Linked DNA regions of Homo sapiens: region 2 is linked to region 1. A link is an interaction called in ENCODE POLR2A ChIA-PET data of the cell type or tissue named here. Cell type or tissue: B cell. All regions are shown on one strand. Links, peaks and the distances in the headings refer to the core of each region. The heading gives the core; the rest is flanking DNA.

Region 1 (4,360 bases), core at 243-4,242:
CCTGAGGTTGGGAGTTCGAGACCAGCCTGACCAACACGGAGAAACCCTGTCTCTATTAAAAATACAAAATTAGCTGGGCGTGGTGGCACATGCCTGTAATCCCAGCTACTCGGAAGGCTGAGGCAGAATTGCTTGAACTCGGGAGATGGTGTTTGCAGTAAGCCAAGATCACATCGTTGCACTCCAGCCTGGGCAACAAGAGGGAAACTCCATCTCAAAAAATAAATAAATAAAAACAAAAAATAAATAAATAAATTTTTAAAAGGCCTAGATTTTAAGTGATATTAAGGAATTACTAATGTTGTTAGGTATGATACTGGCATCGTGGTTATGTTCAGAATGTCCTTATTTTCTTTTTTTTTTTTTTTTGGTTGAGACAAGACAGGGTCGCACTCTGTCACCAAGGCTGGGTGCACTAGTGTCATCTCAGCTCACTGCAACCTCAACCTCCTGAGCTCAAAGGATCCTCCTGCTTCAGCTTCCCAAGTAGCTGGGACTACAAGTATGTGCCACCACATGCCTGGCTAATTTTTTTTTTTTTTTCTTTTGTAGAGACAGGGTCTCCCTATGTTGCCCAGGCTGGTCTGGAACTCCTGGGCTCAAGTAATCCTTCCAACTCCCAAAGTGCTCAGATTACAGGTGTGAGCCATGGCACCCAGCCAGAATGTCCTTATTTTTCTTAGAGGTACACACAGAAGAATTTAGGTTTGAAATGACAAGAAATCAGAGATTTACTTTAAAATCTTAGAGCCACAAAAAAAGGAGGAGGGAGATAAGCAAAGCAGGTGTTGAAAAATGTTAATCATTGCTCAATCTGGGAGATGGGCACAGGGGTTCATATTATTCCCCATTTTTGAATTTTTGAAAACTTACATAGTTAAAAAACAGCTCATTTGTACAATGGTTGCAAAATTTACCATACATAGTTTTAACGGTCATTGCCTAAACAGTCACAAGATTTGCTTTCCTTTTTTTTTTTTTTTTGTTTGGTTGGTTTTTTTTGAGACGGAGTCTCACTGTCACCCAGGCTGGAGTGCAGTGGTGCAATCTCGACTCACTACAACCTCTGCCTCCTGGGTTCAAGTGATTCTCCTGCCTCAGCCTCCCAAGTAGCTGGGACTACAGACGCGCGCCAACACACCTGGCTTATTTTTTATATTTTTAGTAGAGACGGGGTTTCACCATATTGGCCAGGCTGGTCTCAAACTCCTGACCTCGTGATCCGCCCGTCGCGGCCTCCCAAAGTGCTGGGATTACAGGCATGACCCACCGCGCCCGGCCCAAGATCTGCTTTCTTAAAAATAAGAATCCATAGCCCCTGCTACTTAGAACAGCAAAGTTTTCAGGAAAATTGAGCAATATCCATAAGGCTCCCTCACCCATCACTCCAACCCCTCCCCAACCTTCAGGATGTACACAGAGAACCAGGCACCCAGTACCATAAAAAGTGAAGGTGTACATCAATTATAACAAATGTACCACACTAATGCAAGATGGTAATACAGTCACGCACCATAACGATGTTTCAGTCAATGACACACTGCATATACAATGGTCCCTTAAGATTATAATGGAACAGGAACTCATAGCTGAAGAAGAGGCAAGAGAAAAGGTAGCCACAGAAAGAAAAGAACATCCAAGAAAATTCACAGTGAAGGGTTCAGCAGCTTTTACAGACCTCAAGTTCCTTAAAAAGTCTGAAACATGAACTCCAACGCCAAAAGGTTTTCATTACTAGAGAAGAATGTTTATGGTACATTATCTGTTTACAAGCAAACCTATGACAAAAAAAAAGAAACCAAGCAAACCACAATGGACATATTTCTGATAAGAGTGACACCTCAAGAGCCTCAGAGAGGTCCTTCAGAAGATATCCAGAAGAAAGCACTGTTATCGCAGATGACAGTTCCATGCATATGACTGCCCCCTAAAGACCTTCTAATGGGACATGGTGTGAAGGCAGAAGACAGTGATATCAATTACCTGACCCGACCTTATGTAGGCCTGGGCTAGTAGGTGTTTGTGTCTTCATTTTTAACAAAAGTTAAAAAAAAAAATTTTTTTTAAGGTAGGGCACTGTGGCTCACGCCTGTAATCCCAGCACTCTGGGAGGCCAAGGCGGGCGTATCATGAGGTCAGGAGTTCGAGACCAGTCTGGCCAACATGGTGAAACCCCATCTCTACCAAAGATACAAAAAATTAGCCGGGCGTGGTGGTGCACACCTGTAATTTTTTTTAATAGAAAAAAGCTGCCTGTAATCCCAGCATGTTGCAAGGCCAAGGAGGGCAGATCACGAGGTTAGGAGATCGAGACCATCTTGGCTAACACAGTGAAACCCCATCTCTACTAAAAATCCAAAAAATTAGCCAGGCGTGGTGGCAGGCACCTATACTCCCAGTTACTCCGGAGGCTGAGGCAGGAGAATGATGTGAACCCAGGAGGCAGAGCTTGCAGTGAGCCGAGACCACGCCACTCCACTCCAGCCTGGGCAACAGAGCGAGCGAGACTCCGTCTCAAAAAAAAAAAAAAAGCTGGCTGGGCACGGTGGCTCATGCTTCTAATCCCAATACTTTGGGAAACCAAGGCAGGCGGATCATGAGGTCAGGAGTTCGAGACCAGCCTGGCCAACACAGTGAAACCCCGTCTCTACTAAAAATACAAAAATTAGCTGGGCGTGGTGGCAGGCGCCTGTAATCCCACGTACTTGGGAGGCTGAGGCAGGCGAATCACTTGAACCTGGGAGGCAGAGGTTGCAGTGGACCGAGATGGCGCCACTGCACTCCAGCCCGGGCAACAGAGCTAGACACCGTCTCACACACATACACACACACACACACACACACACACACAAAAGAAAAAAGCTATGGAACAATGATATAAATGAAGATATATTTAGTACAGCTGTACAATGTGTTGTGTTTTAAACTAAGTGCTATTACAAAAGAGTAAAAAATTTTAAAAATTAAAAACTTGGTAAAGCAAGAAAGTTAAACTAAGGTTAATTTTCTTTTTTTTTTTTTTTGATAAGAGTCAGGATCTGTTGCCCGGGCTGGAGTGCAATGGCCCGATCTCCGCTCACCGCAACCTCCCTCCCAGGTTCAAGGGCTTCTCCTGCCTCAGCCTCCCGAGTAGCTGGGATTACAAGTAATAGATCCATTACATAGATGGGGAAACTGAGCTTGGAAAGCTATGTAAATTGCCTTAAGTGAAGCCGCTAACAGACTGCACAGGATTCAATTCTAAAGCTCGTGCTCAAACTCTGTCATCCTGCATTCTTCTTTTTCTGCTCTACCGGAAGAGTCACTTGGAGACATTTCGGGACTCTGCAGAGATGCTAGAGCCAATACAACAGTTATAAATAAGGGCGATATTTCCTTATATTTATATCCTGACAGTTTGTAAGTCCTTTTATCAACATATTCTAATTTCAAACTTCCACCTTGGTCACGTCTAGCTATGTGACACTGGCCAAGTCACTCAGCTGCTTTGAACCTTAGCTGCTCCATATTTAAAAATCATAAAAATAATACAGCTGTTAAGAGCTTAGACTCTGGCACCAGACTACCTGAGTTCCAGATTCTGCCACTTACCAGCTGTGTGCCCTTGGGTAAGCTGCTTAACCTCTCTGTGCCTCTGCTCCATCTATAAAATGGGAAGACTAATAATAGTACTTTCCTCGGAGTTGTTATAAAGATTATACGAATAACTGTGAAGTACTTAGAATAGTGCCTGGCACAAAGTAAGCACTATGTGTTTTTTTCATGCAAGTAATTTGGCCGGGTGCACTGGCTCATGCCTGTAATCTCACCACTCTGGGAGGCCAAGATGTGAGGATCATCTGAGGTCAAAAGTTCGAGACCAGCCTGGCCAACATGGTGAAACCCTGTCTCTACTAAAAATACAAAAATTAGCCGGATGTGGTGGCGGGTGCCTGTAATCCCAGCTACTCGGGAGGCTGAGACAGAAGAATCGCTTGAACCCGGGAGGCGGAGGTTGCAGTGAGCAGAGATTGCGCCACTGCACTCCAACCTGGTGACAGAGATGCCGTCTAAAAAAAAAAAATGCAAGGATTACTGTGAAATCCGTATGTTAATGTAAAATATTACTTGTGCGTTTAGAAGACAAAGTGATTCCTTTTTCCAGAAAAGGCAAAACGGCCCAAGGGAGCGTGAGAGCCGTGGATCTGACCAACCTGGTTTAGTGTCCTGTGCCGTCTCCCAGCTGCAGGACCTGAGAAAACGTACTTGAAAACTCGTCAAGCTTCGGCTTCCTGACCACACAAGGTCACACCTTCTCAGAAGTTGCGGGGAGGCTCACACATCACTACCGCGCCGGGCACACAGCAGGCGCCGGCTCCAG
Region 2 (4,408 bases), core at 180-4,179, 620 kb after region 1:
CCCACCAACACTGGGCAGGATCTAGCCTCCAAACCTTTGCCAGTCTAATAGTATAAAATGATAGCTCGGTGCTATTTTGGTTTTGCATTTCCATGGTGAACAATGAGTTTGAGAGTTTTTGTTCAAAAGTCCTTTGGGAGTTCGAGACCAGACTGGGCCACCAGGAGTTCAAGACCAGCCCGGGCAATTCAGTGAGATGTTCATCTCTACAAAAAATAAGAAAGATAAAAAATTAGCCAGGCATGTTTGTGTGTGCCTGTGGTCCCAGCTCCTCAGGAGGCTGAGGTGGGAGGATGGCTTGACCCCGGGAGGTGGAGGCTGCAGTGAGTTGTGATCGTGTCAGTGCACGGCTAGCCTGGGCAACAGAGTGAGACCCCGTTTCTAAAATAAAAATAAAAAACAAAAGAGAAAAGTCCTTTGGGTTTCGTCTTGGTATTACTCAGCAGAGGACAGAGGTGTCAGTTTCCATCCTCCGGCAAGCAGATGCTGAGACAAAGCTCGGTGGGAGGTGACACCCAAGAGGAAGGGGCGGGATTGGACAGGGACAGCCTTCAGATCACAATGGGGATCGGACCCCTGGGAGGGGAGAGAGGGAGGAAGAGAACTGGTCGGCTGTGAAGCAGATCTGATAGGGCCCTGCTGCGACACCAACAGCAGCTCAGGGCCAAGGATGCTGTTGCAGGAACAAGGGACAGACCCCCCATACCACTGGCTCAGTGCCTGGAGCACGTGGCCTCTGTGGCTGCAGCCCGAGGCTGTCGGCTGAGGCACTCCACACACCTGGAGAGCACGTTCTCTGTGGAAGGAGACTGCAGCATTCCCACGGCTCCAGAGCAGTAGTGGCGGCACCTGGAGAAAGAAGTCCACCACCTTCCTGATGGCGGACTCTTTCTGCAGGCTCGCTGCAGTAACAGACTGGGAGCTCCGGACCTGGCGTATTGCTAGCTCAGTCTGACGGGGTCCCGGCTTTCCTCTGAGGTTCTCCTCCCAAGAGTGCCGAGATTGATGCTGTCCCATCCAGCGTCTCCGCGGTCACCAGCTCTTCACATCCCTGGGTGAAGATGGGGAGACAGTGCGCGTAGCTTACTCCCGAGTGACTTGGGATAGAAGCCACGGCACAGAACTCTACAAGGGACACTGGTGCACTGAAGAGCAGGGTGCGGTTCTGACCAGAAGCATCTGTGCATCTGGAGGGCAGAGGGTGCGTGGGCACGGGGGTCTGGGCAGGCCTCCCAGGGCAGAGGTCAAGAGGAGGGCGGGAGGCCTCTAGCTTGGTGGTTAAGAGCTCAGCCTTCAGAGTTTGTTTTCTCAGCTCTATCCTTGACGAGCTTCGTGAGCTGTAACTGGCCAGGGGCTGCCCCCAGAAAAGCTGGCCTCCAGCTCCCCGCATCCTGAGGCCCCAGATCAAGTTTCTTGGGCCCCAATTTCCTGTCATCAAAGAGATGATAGTACATTCCTCAGAGGCGGGCTGTGAATACATGAAACGCAAGGTCTTAGGCACCCAGCATGCGCTCAGGAAGCGTGGCTTGTGATTACCCGGCAGTGCGGTGGGAGGCTCCTAGCAGCTGTGTGTGCTGTGAGTGGGGTGGCTGGGGTCCCTGTGGGAGGTGCTTCAGAGTGGGGGCTGGATGGCGGCTCCCGAGGGGCATGGGGAGAAAGACAGGAGCAGAGGGGCTGCCACGCACTGCCCTTTTCCCCTTCCACCCCAGTCCCCTTCTCAGTGCACCCTTGGAACTTCACCCCCTCCCTGCCAGCTGCCCCCACCGCCTTCCCCTGTCCTGAAGCCCCTGTCCCTACCATCCGCCCCAGACACTTCCATGCTCTTCTTGAGGGTGGGCTGTCTCCAGGTGCCGCTCATTCCCCGGCCGGGCTGCTGTGCTCTCACTGAAGCTCAGGTGCTCTCAGAAGCAGAAGGAATGAGGGGTGGAGGGGCCAGTGTCCTCCTGGCCTGAGGACAGGGCTGGGGAGGCAGGGGCAGAGGTGGCCTGTCCCCTGCTGGCCAGGGCTGACACGCGGTAATGGCTATTACCAAGTGGGCCATTTCTCCCTCCTGCCCCTCCAGGCATCTCATCCCCCCACACTGCAGGAGGTGAGGTCTGCACAAGGCCTCTGCTCCCCTGGGAATAAGCCCATGCGTTCCATGGTGCCTCCTAAGCCCCTGAACTGGAGCCCACCCCAGTACTGGCGGGGGCCTGATTGCTGGAGTGAAGGCTTCCTCCTTCCTGGCCACCCCATTCCCCTCATCTCTGGGACAGAAACCGACAATAAACGCCTGCCCGAGACCTGGGTTGGAAAAACAGAGTGAACACACACCATCACATGGCAGGAGGCCAGGTGCACAGAGCCCTCCCTGCAGTTAGTTCCCCAGGAACTGGGGCTGCAGGGATGGCCCAGAGCTCTCAGCCAACATCAAAGGGCCACAGCACCGGGGCTGGTGGCTCCTGGCCAAGTCAGCACCGACCACAGAGCTCCCCTCTCTGCCTAGACCCAGGGCTCTGCCCTGACAGCCTAGAGAAGGGCCTGGCTGGTGGTGCCTGGCTGGGTGGCTCCCTGCCTAGGAGGTGCTTTCCCCAAGCGCTGGGCCTTGAAGGGCCGGTGGGTTGTGAGGGCAAGAGTCTTGCTAGAGGAGAGGGGAGAGATGGCGAGATGCAGGACCAGAGCCTGGGGGGGTGAAAATCATGTTCACCCCCATGGTGAAATCACGGCCATGGTGAAGACCAGTCCCACCCACTGAGCGGAGGCAAGTAGACCCCAGGAATTCCCCAGCCCCGCTGCTGGGTGGGTGTGACCCTGCAGAAGCTCTGGGAGGCTGGCATGACTCAGCTGTTGCAGAAAGACCAGTCTGGGGTTTCCCATATTGCTTCAAGCAGCCTTTTCCCTGGGACTGCTCTATCTAATGCCAACAACCCTCAGCTGCTAGTGAGCCCTCGCCACCAACTTTCAGAGGGCTAACTCCTAAGGCCCAAGGGCTGGAAAACTCCAAGCACAGCCCTCCCAGAGTCTGGCTGTGGCTCAGAATGGGTGCTGGGGCAGGGCGAGCAGGATTTCCCAGAGGGAGCTGGGCCCTCTGGCGTCCGCCCCAGGGCTGGCCCAGCCCAGGGACCCCCATGATATCCTTCCTCTCACCCTGCCCTTTCTGAAGTGAACTCTTTGGATATTGGCCAAATCACACCCAGCAGAGGGAAGGGAGTGGAGGTCCCGGTGTGGGGGTCCCGGCGTGGGGTGGCTGTGCCCAGCTGGAATGTTTTGCATGGTGATTTGTTAGAGGGATATTGAGCAGAGGGCAAACCACCACTGTGTCTAGCATTCTGCTCAAAGGTGCAGAAACCAAGACTGCCACGTGCAGAGTGAACGGCCCAGGCTGTGGCCCCCCGGGGAGGGGCTGAGTCTCAGCACTGCAGCCTTATGCTGTGCGCAGTTCAGACCTGCGATAGGCGAGAGGCCAGCAGACACACGCCTCGCCTTACGTGACGTTTCTGCCATCTTCATTCCTGTGTTCGCTTCTGTACCAAATCTCCCCCACACACGATCTGACCCCGTGGCATCCTTCCTTTCCTACAAACTGCACTGAGACCCAGGTGTCATCGTGAAGTTCATGCCAGCCAGAGGAGCCACTGTGGCGTTTCCGGCCATAGGCCTGGGCAGGAGCCGCTCCCAGGCGTGCCGTGGGCAGGGCCGGGTCAGCCTTCAGGGAAGAGATGCCTGTATGGGACCAACTCAGGCAGCCACAGAGGGATGGCCCAGCACCCCACAAAACCCAAAGTGCTCAGCGTCTAGGATCTGTTTACGGGGCAGAGAAGTGGATGTTCTTTTCCTGGTTCAAAGGTAGAAACAGGCTTGGAGAGCCGCACCCGGCATCAGCCAGCCAGGCAGACGCCTGGTCTAGCGCTTGGTTCTCACAGGCATGTGGCCTCCAGTAAAAGATCTTCCTGGAGAGAGGGATGAAGGCTCTTGGGATCATCTTTAGAGGTGCTGATGGAGAAGCGGGGGGGGGGGGCCTTCAGGTGGGTGTGTATCCCTTTATCTAGAATGCTTGGGACCAGAGGTGTTTCAATTTTTCAGATTTTGGAATCTTTGCCGACATGATGCTCAAAGGAAATCCTGCATTAGGGAGTCTTAGCCTGTATCTCCGCTGGCGTGGAGGAAAAGGACAGGAAAGTTTTGAATGGCGGATCCACCCAGGGGACTTCCCTGGATGGGGCGCTGCCACCCCTGGGCCCTGTGTGGGAAAGCTTCAGTACTACACGGTGCCACCGGCTCCCAGCCCCAGCTGAGCTCACCGTCCAGCTCTCAAAGCCAAGGGCAATTCTTTGGCACCTGAAAATGCATCTAAAACTATGACGTTTATAGCTGCCTTAGCCCTACTTAATCTCTATTTCTCTACACCAAATCTCTCTACTGCATGTGC

The links. ChIA-PET counts read pairs that join two places held together with the same protein. Peaks named below come from ENCODE experiments on the same cell type or tissue, not always from the same donor. Only the 100,000 strongest peaks of a DNase experiment are listed, where the experiment ranks them.
Region 2: POLR2A ChIA-PET joins it to region 1 with 6 read pairs; 3 of 35 experiments call an interaction of 5 or more read pairs at or near these places.

What each region holds. Positions count from the first base shown.
Region 1 is chr22:17,154,264-17,158,623 of GRCh38, forward strand. All of the region lies in intron 1 of HDHD5 (haloacid dehalogenase like hydrolase domain containing 5), which reads right to left. Among named protein-coding and RNA genes, the nearest start is that of HDHD5, 2.8 kb to the right of the region's middle. In B cell, for the core only: no CTCF peak of the experiment used is centred there; no DNase peak of the experiment used is centred there; H3K4me3 peaks cover 168 bases.
Region 2 is chr22:17,779,067-17,783,474 of GRCh38, forward strand. It overlaps LINC00528 (long intergenic non-protein coding RNA 528), which reads left to right. Exons shown (of 1, transcript NR_103718.1): 1 at 1-415. Among named protein-coding and RNA genes, the nearest start is that of LINC00528, 4.0 kb to the left of the region's middle. RefSeq lists enhancers at 219-268, 536-1,443, 2,114-3,127, 2,489-2,938. In B cell, for the core only: no CTCF peak of the experiment used is centred there; a DNase peak (open chromatin) is centred at 2,665; H3K27ac peaks cover 1,026 bases.